Linked DNA regions of Mus musculus: region 2 is linked to region 1. A link is a loop called in an ENCODE intact Hi-C map of the cell type or tissue named here. Cell type or tissue: left cerebral cortex. All regions are shown on one strand.

The links. Peaks named below come from ENCODE experiments on the same cell type or tissue, not always from the same donor. Only the 100,000 strongest peaks of a DNase experiment are listed, where the experiment ranks them.
Region 2: a loop joins it to region 1, with 6 times the contacts of the local background. A loop is called at or near these places in 3 of 42 quality-filtered maps.

The regions. Positions count from the first base shown.
Region 1 is chr14:21,498,809-21,503,808 of GRCm38, forward strand. Kat6b (K(lysine) acetyltransferase 6B) reads left to right here and starts at 977. Exons shown (of 17, transcript NM_017479.3): 1 at 977-1,152. In left cerebral cortex, CTCF peaks have their summits at 440 (motif pointing right), 2,185 and 2,415; DNase peaks (open chromatin) are centred at 216, 487, 1,113, 1,860 and 1 more place; H3K4me3 peaks cover 2,944 bases; H3K27ac peaks cover 2,672 bases.
Region 2 is chr14:21,365,285-21,370,284 of GRCm38, forward strand. It overlaps Adk (adenosine kinase), which reads left to right. Exons shown (of 11, transcript NM_134079.4): 8 at 3,787-3,822. Among named protein-coding and RNA genes, the nearest start is that of Gm52152, 51 kb to the right of the region's middle. In left cerebral cortex, no CTCF peak of the experiment used is centred here; DNase peaks (open chromatin) are centred at 2,040 and 4,027; H3K27ac peaks cover 2,899 bases.

The sequences.
Region 1 (5,000 bases):
GGGAAACTTGGCTTTCCCAGGGACATAGGTTTGTTTCCCTTCTTCCCAAAGGTCTGGGAAGAGAAACTGTTCAAACTCTGTTAGGAGGAGCCTTTTCTCAAGTCTACCTTTCTCATACTCTCAAGTATCTCTTACCAGCATCCCACCCAACTCTGGGAAGAGCAGGACGTTTTCTCCAGAGTCCGGAGGGCGCTGCAAGGCATGTGGGCACCTTTAGAGTAGCCTTGCCTGGGCGGCCAGAGGATCCCCCAGCCTCCCTCGTATGGGCCTCAGGAACTCCGGGGGCCCAGGGGAAGCCTGGAAAACCGAACTTCGCCATCAGCTTTCCTTACAGCGCTGGTTGGAGACGAGGGAAGGGCCCCCCAGCGGTCGCCCCCCGCCCAACCCCAATGTTATCCAGCTGCACAGTCCAGGAAGCACCCAGAACGCAGCTCCGAGCTCGCCAGCCTCTCCCGCAGGCCGGGAGAGGGCATCCTGAGGGGCAGCTTCCCTCTCCAGCCTGCGTCTGACATCCCCACTCCCACCCGAGGATGCCTGTCCGCAGTCGCTGAATGTCACTGCTCCCTCTTCCTCCTGATCAGGGTAGAGACAGCTCCTGAGGCATCCCCCACCCCAAAACTGCCGCGGTCGCCCGAGGGTACAAGACCCGGGAGAAGGACGAAGTTTGGGGCCCACGGCGGCGGGAGGGGGGGCGCGTTTAAGAAGACCGCACCTCAGTCCCAGACCTGGCGGACACACTCCCCACCCCAAAACAGCCCAGGCGTCCCCATCCTTTCGGACACCGGCATCCCCGCCCTCCCCTGAGGGCGGTGAGCGGAGCCCCCCGGGGCGGAGGCAGGTACCCCCGGGGCGGAGACTGGGGCGGGCGGGGTCCGGGCTGCGCCCCCGGCCGGGCCAGGCGGGCTAGCGGGCGGCGCGGGGGGAGCGGGGCTGGGCGGCGCTGCCTCGGGCTCTGTGCGCTGCAGCCCGGAGCCGAGGAGGAGGAGGCGGAGGAGGAGAAGGAGGCGGCGGCGGTGGGTCCCGGGCGGGGGGAGCGCGGCGCTGCGGACCCGGGCGGCTGGCAAAGGACGAGGCGGAGGCTGAGGAAGGCAGCGGGGAGACCCGGTCTGCAGCAACAAAGGGCAGCAAGCGATTGGCCGGGCTGGAGGCGAGGTTAGCCGGGGACCGGGGTGGCCGGAGGCAGCGGCGAATAGTGCACGTGCTTGCAGACACGGGCGAGTGCGGAGCCGGGGGTGCACACCCGGTGGGTAGGGGGCTTGCTCCCCCTCCGTATGGGATGGCGAAGAGGCTGCAGTGAGATCGTTCCGCCTGCACCCGGCCTGAGGCTGGCAGGGTAGGGGGTATGTGAAGGGGGTAGGGTGCAAGCCAGGGGGCGGGCGAGTAGTCGCCCGGGACAGGACAGGAGAGAGGGTGGAGGAGGGGGCTGGATGGAACGCTCCGGGCGGCGCGCCCGTCCGCGCGCTCCTCGGCGGGAGCAGGCGACTGAGAACCTCGAATTTTAACTTCGCGTGCCCGCCCGCGCGCGCCCGCCTGCGCCCACCCCTAAATCCTGCGGCCGCCGCCAGCGATCAGCTCTCACACAAACTTTAGCTGCGGGCTAGGGGCTTTGGGGTTGAGTGGGGGAGGGGAGAGGAAAAAAGGCTTCTGATTGGCGTCGTGTACAGCCAATAAGGCCAAGCGCCTCTCCTGCGCCTAGATCCAATCCATTTCTAGAGGTAGAGGGGGCGGGTAGGTGGAAGTAGAGGTGGCGCGGTGTCTGTGAGAGAGAAAAAGGGCTGGACCAATAGGTGCCCGGAAAAGGCGGGCCCCGCGGTCTGTTGATTGGTACTGGCAGTCGACCCTCCCTCGGGGTGGTGCCGGAGGTGGGGGGGGGGAAATGATGGGTCGAGAGGTGTGTCTATGTGGAGGCGAGATGACCGGCAGGAACTTGCCCCAATGGGGGGCAGAGTGTTTAGCGAGCGGGTGACGGACAGACCCGTAGGCCAACGGTTGGCCCTAAGTGTTCGTGCTCTCGTCCAATGGAACGGCGCCGGGGCGGGGCCGCGTCTTGGGTTTAATGAGACTCCATTGGGCTGTAATCAGTGTCATGTCGGATTCATGTCAACGACAACAACAGGGGGACACAAAATGGCGGCGGCTTAGCTCCTACCCCTGGCGGCGGCGGCAGCGGTGGCGGGCGCTACGGCACCTCCTCCAGGCGGCAGCCGTAGCTTCTTTCTCAGGCAGATTCAGCGCCCCCGGCAGGCGCGGTGGTGGTGGCGCGCGGCCAGGTCTGTCACCCACCCCGCGCGTTCCCAGGGGGAGGAGACTAGGCGGGCGGGGGACCGACGGGGGGGTGGCCTGGGACCCTCGACGCCCCTCCCACAGGCCCCTGCGCGAGGGTCACCGCGGGGCCGCTCGGGGTCAGGCTGCCCCTGAGCGTGACGGTAGGGGGCGGGGGAGAGGAGGGAGGAGGAATAAGCTCCGCCCCTGGCCGAGCCTACGGGGCAAGGGGCGGGGCTCAGGAATGGAAGGGCGGGGCAAAGTCGGGAGGGGCGGGGCAGAGGGATTCTAAGGCTTGGGCTGGGAGGGGATTTCTGTGCAAGAGTGAACTGGTAGGATGGATGGAGGGGTCGGACGAGGGCGTGGGCAAGATTAAAAGAACGGGAGATGAGATGGGAAACGGGAGGTGTAGAAACAGGTGTAGAAGGGGGTGTAGGGAGGGGCGAAATTTTGGTGGAAGTGGGAAGGGTACCTAGGACTGTGTGAGGGCTGGTGAAGTGCTGCAGACTGGCGAGATTGCCGTTAACTGGGGACACACTAAGGATGAATTTGGGTGTGGTAAATGAGAGAGTATTGCTGAGTTGGTGTTGGTTCGTCTTGGGGATGGGTTCATGAGGCGGGTACAGTTTCTTTGGTGGAAGAATCAGGCTGAATCCTCATGTTGGCATAGGATAGTGGTTTGCTGGCCCATGGTAAATGAAACATTAAGAAAACAGAAGGAAGGATGGATTAGTTAAGTTTGGGAGATTTTCTAAGGTAGCAGAAGAGACTTTAATGAGCAGGGAATGGAGAGAGGCTGCTTGTAATTTGCAGCAGTATATTAGAACATCTCATCAGGACAGGTGATTCAAAGTTAGGGGAAGGCTGTGGCTGTGAACGAGGGCAGCACTGAGCAATAGGTCTGGGTGCTATAATTTGATGGACTGTGCCCCCAGTCTTCATTGAGCCAAGAAAGGTTATGGAGACTTTAATTTTGATGGCTGGGGTTGTTTGGAGTAAACTTCAAGCCTAGTCTTGAAGGTGTGGCAGGAACAGGGAGAGCATAGAGTGTCCCTAGGAAGAGACATGGATGCTTGCTACCTTGGGCAAGAACATTTGGTATTTTTGAGTTTGGTAGGACTTTGGTTTGGGCACAGTGCAGGGAGTAATGGGACCTGGCAGGGTAAAGGCAGAAGAAGGGCAAATTAGTGACCTGCACCATGGAGGAGTTTGAACAATTGCAGTTGGGAGAAAGAATGTTCATGTGAGAGTAGTGGAAGTTATGAAGGAGCAGTGATAAGGAATTACAGTTGTCAGCAATAGCTAGAGACCCAGTGAACTTGGGGTGGAGATACCAGGAAATTCAAGGGAAAGAGTATGCACAGATTTGTATGGGCAAGAGGTAGAAGTAGCGCATGGGACTTTAGTTGTGTTAGTTCTTTGTACTCCAGTAGTGTGTGCTTGTGCACACACATACATGCAGATGTATGCAAACACATTTTGTGCATTTGATGCATACAAGTGTGCACATCCAGAGGCCAGGGCACGACATAGAATGTCTTCCTCTATCTCTCCCTGCCATATTGCCTTGACATAAAGTCTCTTACGAAGTGGTAGTTGGCCATTTTTGCTAGGCTGGCCGGTCTGCTGTCGAGCTCCTGGAGGCTGCCTGTCTTCACCTGCTCTTGCTGGGACTCCAGGCAGTCTAAACCACGCTCAGCGTTCACCTGGGTGCTGGAGATCCAAACGCAGGACCTCCTGCTTTCCATGCTGTGCCCGCCAAGCCCTCTATCTCTCCAGCCCCAGCGAAGTGGGTGTTTGTAGAAAGTACATTCTTCCTCATACTAGTATACCCTTCATTTCCTGATGCAACTCTAAAATACACTTGACTGCTTGCTTATTAGAAATTTATTATACATGTAGCAGAGTGAATGTGAGCTGTTGTTTTTAAGGAGTAATGGGTAAGGAGCCTGTAATCCTTGGTCATCTTTGGCTTTTGAGGTCAGCCTAGGTAGTAGTTAAAACCCTGTGTTTAAGTAAGCGAAGAAAAACTGAGGAAGGAAAGTTTTAACTTAAAGGAAGAATTTAGGTGACAGGGTCAGCTGAACTTTGACCTTTCGGCTGTACCTGGGCCTCTGGGTGGATGCTGATGATTGTGTTGTGTTAAGGACTAATGAACTACTTGTGGAAACAGGTGGACGCTATCAGAGGTAAGACCTGTGAATAGAAAGTAAACAGGATGGGTGAAGCAGATATGACACTTATTTATCTATTTATTTATAGACAGGGCTTCTTTCTCAGTAGCTTTACAGTCCTGAACAGTCTGACCAACTCACAGAGATTGATTGCCTCTTCCTCCTCAATGCTGGGATTAAAGGTGTGTGCCACCACCGCTGGGCTCTAACAAATGATTATAACATTACTTTTTTCTTTTTTAACAGTTATTGAGTGTGTGTGCGTGCATATGCTCGTGTGTGTATATGTTCATGTGTGTGCTTGTATGAATGCCCACACACATGTGCACTGGTGCAACTTTGGAGTTCTGATTTCTTCACCACGTGGGTTCCAAGGTATCAAACTCAGATTTATCACTAAGTGCATTTACTTATGTGAGCCCTGTCACTGCACCTTTCTTAGACATTTCATTTCCCTGTTAGAAAAGTTTTAACCAAGTGTCTGGCTTGTAGTTTCTAAGCTAGTTTTGTGAGTAATTGGCCTTTGATTTCCACATACAGAGCAATAGCTACATTTGTATCTAG
Region 2 (5,000 bases), 130 kb before region 1:
AGAGAGTTGCACGGCTAAGCACTGCAATGGAAAGGCTCTGCGGCATATATGAGCCTATTCTAGGGAGACATGTCATCTTTCATGAAGGTTCAGTGTCCTAGTTCCCTTCCCCCAGGCAAAACGACACGGGAGCAGGTCAGGGTTGCTCTGGGTAAAAGCCTGTGAGCCTAAGAGCTAATCCTGTACATGGCTCCTTTACCTACACACTGGGGATTTGACCTCTATCTCCACTCTCATTAATATGGGTGGCCTATTTGCTCTTATTAAAAGGAAAGGGGGAGATGTGGGGAGCCGCGCCCACATTCGCCGTTACAAGATGGCGCTGACAGCTGTGTTCTAAGTGGTAAACAAATAATCTGCGCATGTGCCGAGGGTGGTTCTTCACTCCATGTGCTCTGCCTTCCTCGTGACGTCAACTCGGCCGATGGGCTGCAGCCAATCAGGGAGTGACACGTCCTAGGCGAAGGAGAATTCTCCTTAATAGGGACGGGGTTTCGTTTTCTCTCTCTCTTGCTTCTTGCGCTCTTGCTTCTTGCACTCTGGCTCCTGAAGATGTAAGCAATAAAGCTTTGCCGCAGAAGATTCTGGTTTGTTGCGTCTTTCCTGGCCGGTCGTGAGAACGCGTCTAATAACAAAGCACGGTGACACAGCCTAAAATCCCAGCACTTGAGAGATGGAGGCAGGAACAGAGATAGTTCAAAGCCAGCTCAGACAACATACCAAGATTCAGATCAACTTAGGTTGTATAATGTGAGCTCTTGTCTAAAAGAAAAAATACATATATAAGTATATTCTTGCCATTATTCTGTAATTTACCAAGTTACAGTTAATTTATTAGTATATGATCAAAAAAGCTGGCATTAAAAATTAAAACAACATAGCCATGCATGGTGACACACTTCTATGATTCCCCACACTCCAACCTGTGTTATCTAAAAACCTTTTTCATACAAATAGTGTTCCAGATGTGGGATTTAACTTGGTAATGTGGCACTTCTAGCACCTTGAGGGCCTGAGTTCGGTTCCTAGTACTGCTCCTTGCCTCAGTTTAACTACTGCATGGACTTGCAGTCTTTCTGTCATAGAGCAATTTTAATTCCTCAGATTCCTTTTCTTTTAATGACCCTGAAGCCCCCTCACCCCCACCCTGTGTCCTACAATTCACTGTTGCCCAGGCTGGGCATGAAAAGTAGTTCTTAGGGGCTGGGGAGATGGCTTACTTGTTAAAAGTACTTGCTGCTCTTGTAAAGGATTCAGGCTTGGTTCCCAGCACCTACACAGTAGCTCACAACCATTGGTAACTCCAGTTCCAGGGGATCTGATGCCCTCTCTTGATAAGTACAGCTACCAACTATGCACATGGTACACAAATATATATGCAGGCCAAACACTCATACATAAAACAAATAAATCTAAAATAATAGTAAGTGTAGTAGTAGTTTTCACCAGAGCTATTCAGTTGCATTATTCGTCTAAGAATTCATTTACTTAAATTTATGATGGCTTAGAAAACAACACATTGATATCTTTTCAACCTTTCACTTGACTTGATATCTCAGCCAGCAAATATTATTTGTGAACTATAAACATTGTTTTGTAAGGAAATTGAAATGAGAGTAACCTTGCTTACTTGAGCCATTCATCAAGGGTTTGTGGTGTGTGTGTGTGTGTGTGTGTGTGTGTGTGTGTGTGTGTGGTACGCGTGTGCGTGTCATTGTCAACTGTGGCTCACTAGTCAGCCTGCTCTTTCTCTAGTGAATGAGGGGATCAACCCTCAGCTTAAGACTTGCTGTTAACTCCACTGTTGATCTATAATCACGCATTTTGACTTTTCCACACCCCAAAAGTATAGGTTCTCTAAATCTGTTATTAGTATAGTGGACCATAAGTACATGCATGTATTTCCTAATTAGTATTTCCCTCAACATGGAGGAACTGTCCACATTTATTTTAAAGGCACTGGCTGTACTTTCTGCCTTACATGGTTTGGTGCAGCAGTCGTTCTAGTTGAGTTGGATCTGCTCACCACTTGGGCTCAAATCCCATTCTTCTATTAATATCTCTTGGCAAAGATAATTTTGGAGGAATGTGAGTTAAGATGTAGAGACTCTTGACAGTTGTCTGCAATTTTTTTCACTTTCAAGAGGGAAGTAGAAATGAAAAGTAATATTGCCTCCATTTTCTATGATTCCTAAAATTAAAATGTATGCACGAGCTAAACAGTGAAAGCGTAAGGACTTAGTTACATAGATATGGGTGGGTTTTTTTGGTTTGGGGTGGTTTGTTTTGTTTTGTCTTTCAGTAGCCTGTTAGAAAAGCATTAGCATATGGCATAATGTTCATTAAATTGTGCTCATACATGTATATGTATAAAGGCTAGAAGAACTTTGTGTATTAAAATTTTTAAACATTCTTTTAGGTGTTAACTTTTCTAACCTTTTCCTCTTAGACAAAAGCCAGGCACGGTGACCCAAACCTTTAATCTCAGCACTTGGAAGACAGAAGCAGGTGGATCTATACAAGTTTGTGGCTAGTCTTGCCTGCATAGCATTTCCTGGCCAGCCAGGGCTATATAGCAAGACCCCAGGAGGGTGGGGTTGAGGGGTATAGAGAGTGGAAGCATTCGCCCCGTATATCTTAGACCTAGGTTCCAGTGTTTTGTCAAGTTCGCTTCCTTTTGTTCTCGCAGAGTATTCCAAGTTACAGATTTTGTATGTGGCTTTTTACCCTTAAATACTCCTGGACACAGCCCTAAAAGTTAAAGACAATTTCCTTGTCACACTGATCATTCCTAATATCAAACTGACGATTCCTTCTATCCTCTGATTTTCAGATTACCTCTGTTGAAACATCTTTCACAGCTGGTTTGGTTTAAAATAAGATGCAGTCATATGCTGGTTTTGTTCATTTCCCTTCCCAGTTTATCTTTGAGGCTGCCATTAGTTAAAGAAACATTACTAGTTGCTTTGTAAATGTGCCCGCCTTACAGATTCGTTCACTTTCTCCTTTAATTGTTCCTCTCTTTTTCTCATAAATACAAGTTATTGAACTAAACTTTTGGTTAATTGGTGCGAAGATATTTTGGCTAGACTACATCCTGGTTGATACCGTGAACTCCATTCTCCATATCTGGGGCACAGGATATTTGGCAATCCCACTATGAGGGATGCTAGTGGATAGGACTGACCACAGGCTTACAATGATGACAGCTTGGTCCCTTCCATTATAAAGTTTCACTTTGCTCCCCGTGGCCAGCATGTAATCTGTGCTGCTTTGATTCCATGGGAAGAACCGGTTCCCTGTCATCCTATCACTCAATGACTCTAACAACCCACTGGTGACCCCTGTCTCTATAAATTTCATCATGGGGTTGGGAAATAATTGTTTCCAGCATCTATATATCTATTAGTAGGCATTCTCATCTCCAGAAGAGCTTCCTGAAAAGTACTCTTTTAATTACACGTGTAACCACCAGCCTGGTCCTTGGGTTTCAAGTGAATGCCTTTCCTTTCTGAGTGAGGTCAGAACACCTGAACTCATTGGCAGCCACTGTAAAAACACATAGCATCTTCCCTGTCCTGGCGTGTGAAGTGTGTTGACACCATGTGGCCCATTGTTTTTCATGCCAAGACAAAAAGGAAATATTTTGGGGTAAAAATAAAAATTAATCTATGTGAGTATCTTGAGATAATTGTGTAAAAAGAAGACTGAATGAGTTTCAGAATGAATTATTTCTTCATTATCTGGCACTTTATAATTAACTGTCCTTTTTTTTTTTTTTTTCAGGAAGCTGCCACTTTTGCTAGAGAGCAAGGCTTTGAGGTGAGTTAACCCACAATTGCACACTAAACAGATCCTAAAGGTTTTTTCTAGCTGATAATGAAGTTCTTTTGGACAGTGATTGATGTGCTATTATACTCTCAGAGCCTCGCTGCAGTTGCCATGGAAACTTGGCAGTCGTCATGGTTTCTTTGTTCTGCCAGCACAGTGTTATGACGCACTCTGCTAGGTCTGCACCCAACATCGCCTACAGATGTTATTTATTGAATTTTGAAAAGCCTCTTGGGAAGCCAAGAGGTTGGGCACAGTTTCAAGCTGCCTCTGCAGATATGGGGCCTGTCAGTTTGTTCAGTTAAAAAGCTACCTCATTAGCTGCATTACATTTCATAAGAATTCCGTGCTGCAGCAGTGTTAGGGCAAGACAGAATAGTGAGCTATAATGTCACTTAAATAAGTTCAACCCTATCGCCCGTAAATTATCGTTATGCAAATAAATCTCCAAAGGTTGTACTTACCAGTTGTTAGGGCTGATTAATTTCTATCCTGCTTATGAGCTTCTTATTTGAGTCCTGTCTCCCTTTCATCTTTTAAAAAATAACATCAGATAATTTTTTGTAAGGAAAATATTGATAATTAGCCTTAATTTTCTGGTCTCCGTTCTGTTTACCTACTAGAAGGACAATCTTGTCAAGATTCAAAACTCCATGTGGTCGTTGTTGGCAAAATCAAGATACAGTCAAGACCGTGTTTCTGTCTGCATAATACTATCTTCTAATTGACTGTTAGAAAACACTAACTTCAGTATGAACCCAGGTTAAGTGACAGATAATTAACTGGGTTTATGAATCTTTGATGGCTGTGGTACTGAGCCAGAACAATGTCAACTGTTCTGTTTTATACATCAACTTGTAATATTGACTAGAGAAACTTTTTAAAATTATATTATTTATTTGTTAGGAGGGCACTTGCCTGACACAGTATATGTGTGACGCTCAGAGGAGAACTTGCTGAAATCAGTTCTATCCCTTCCTCCATGTGGGTGTGGGTATTGAACTCAGGTCGTCTGGTTTGGCAGCAAGCACCTTTATCGGCTGAGCCACCCCACTCATGTAACTATAGAAATAAATGTAATTGAGATTTAGTAACTCCACCCTTATTTGCATACTCAATATTGTGTACCACACATAGAAACTGTGAGTTGAATGTTGATTGAACAATAC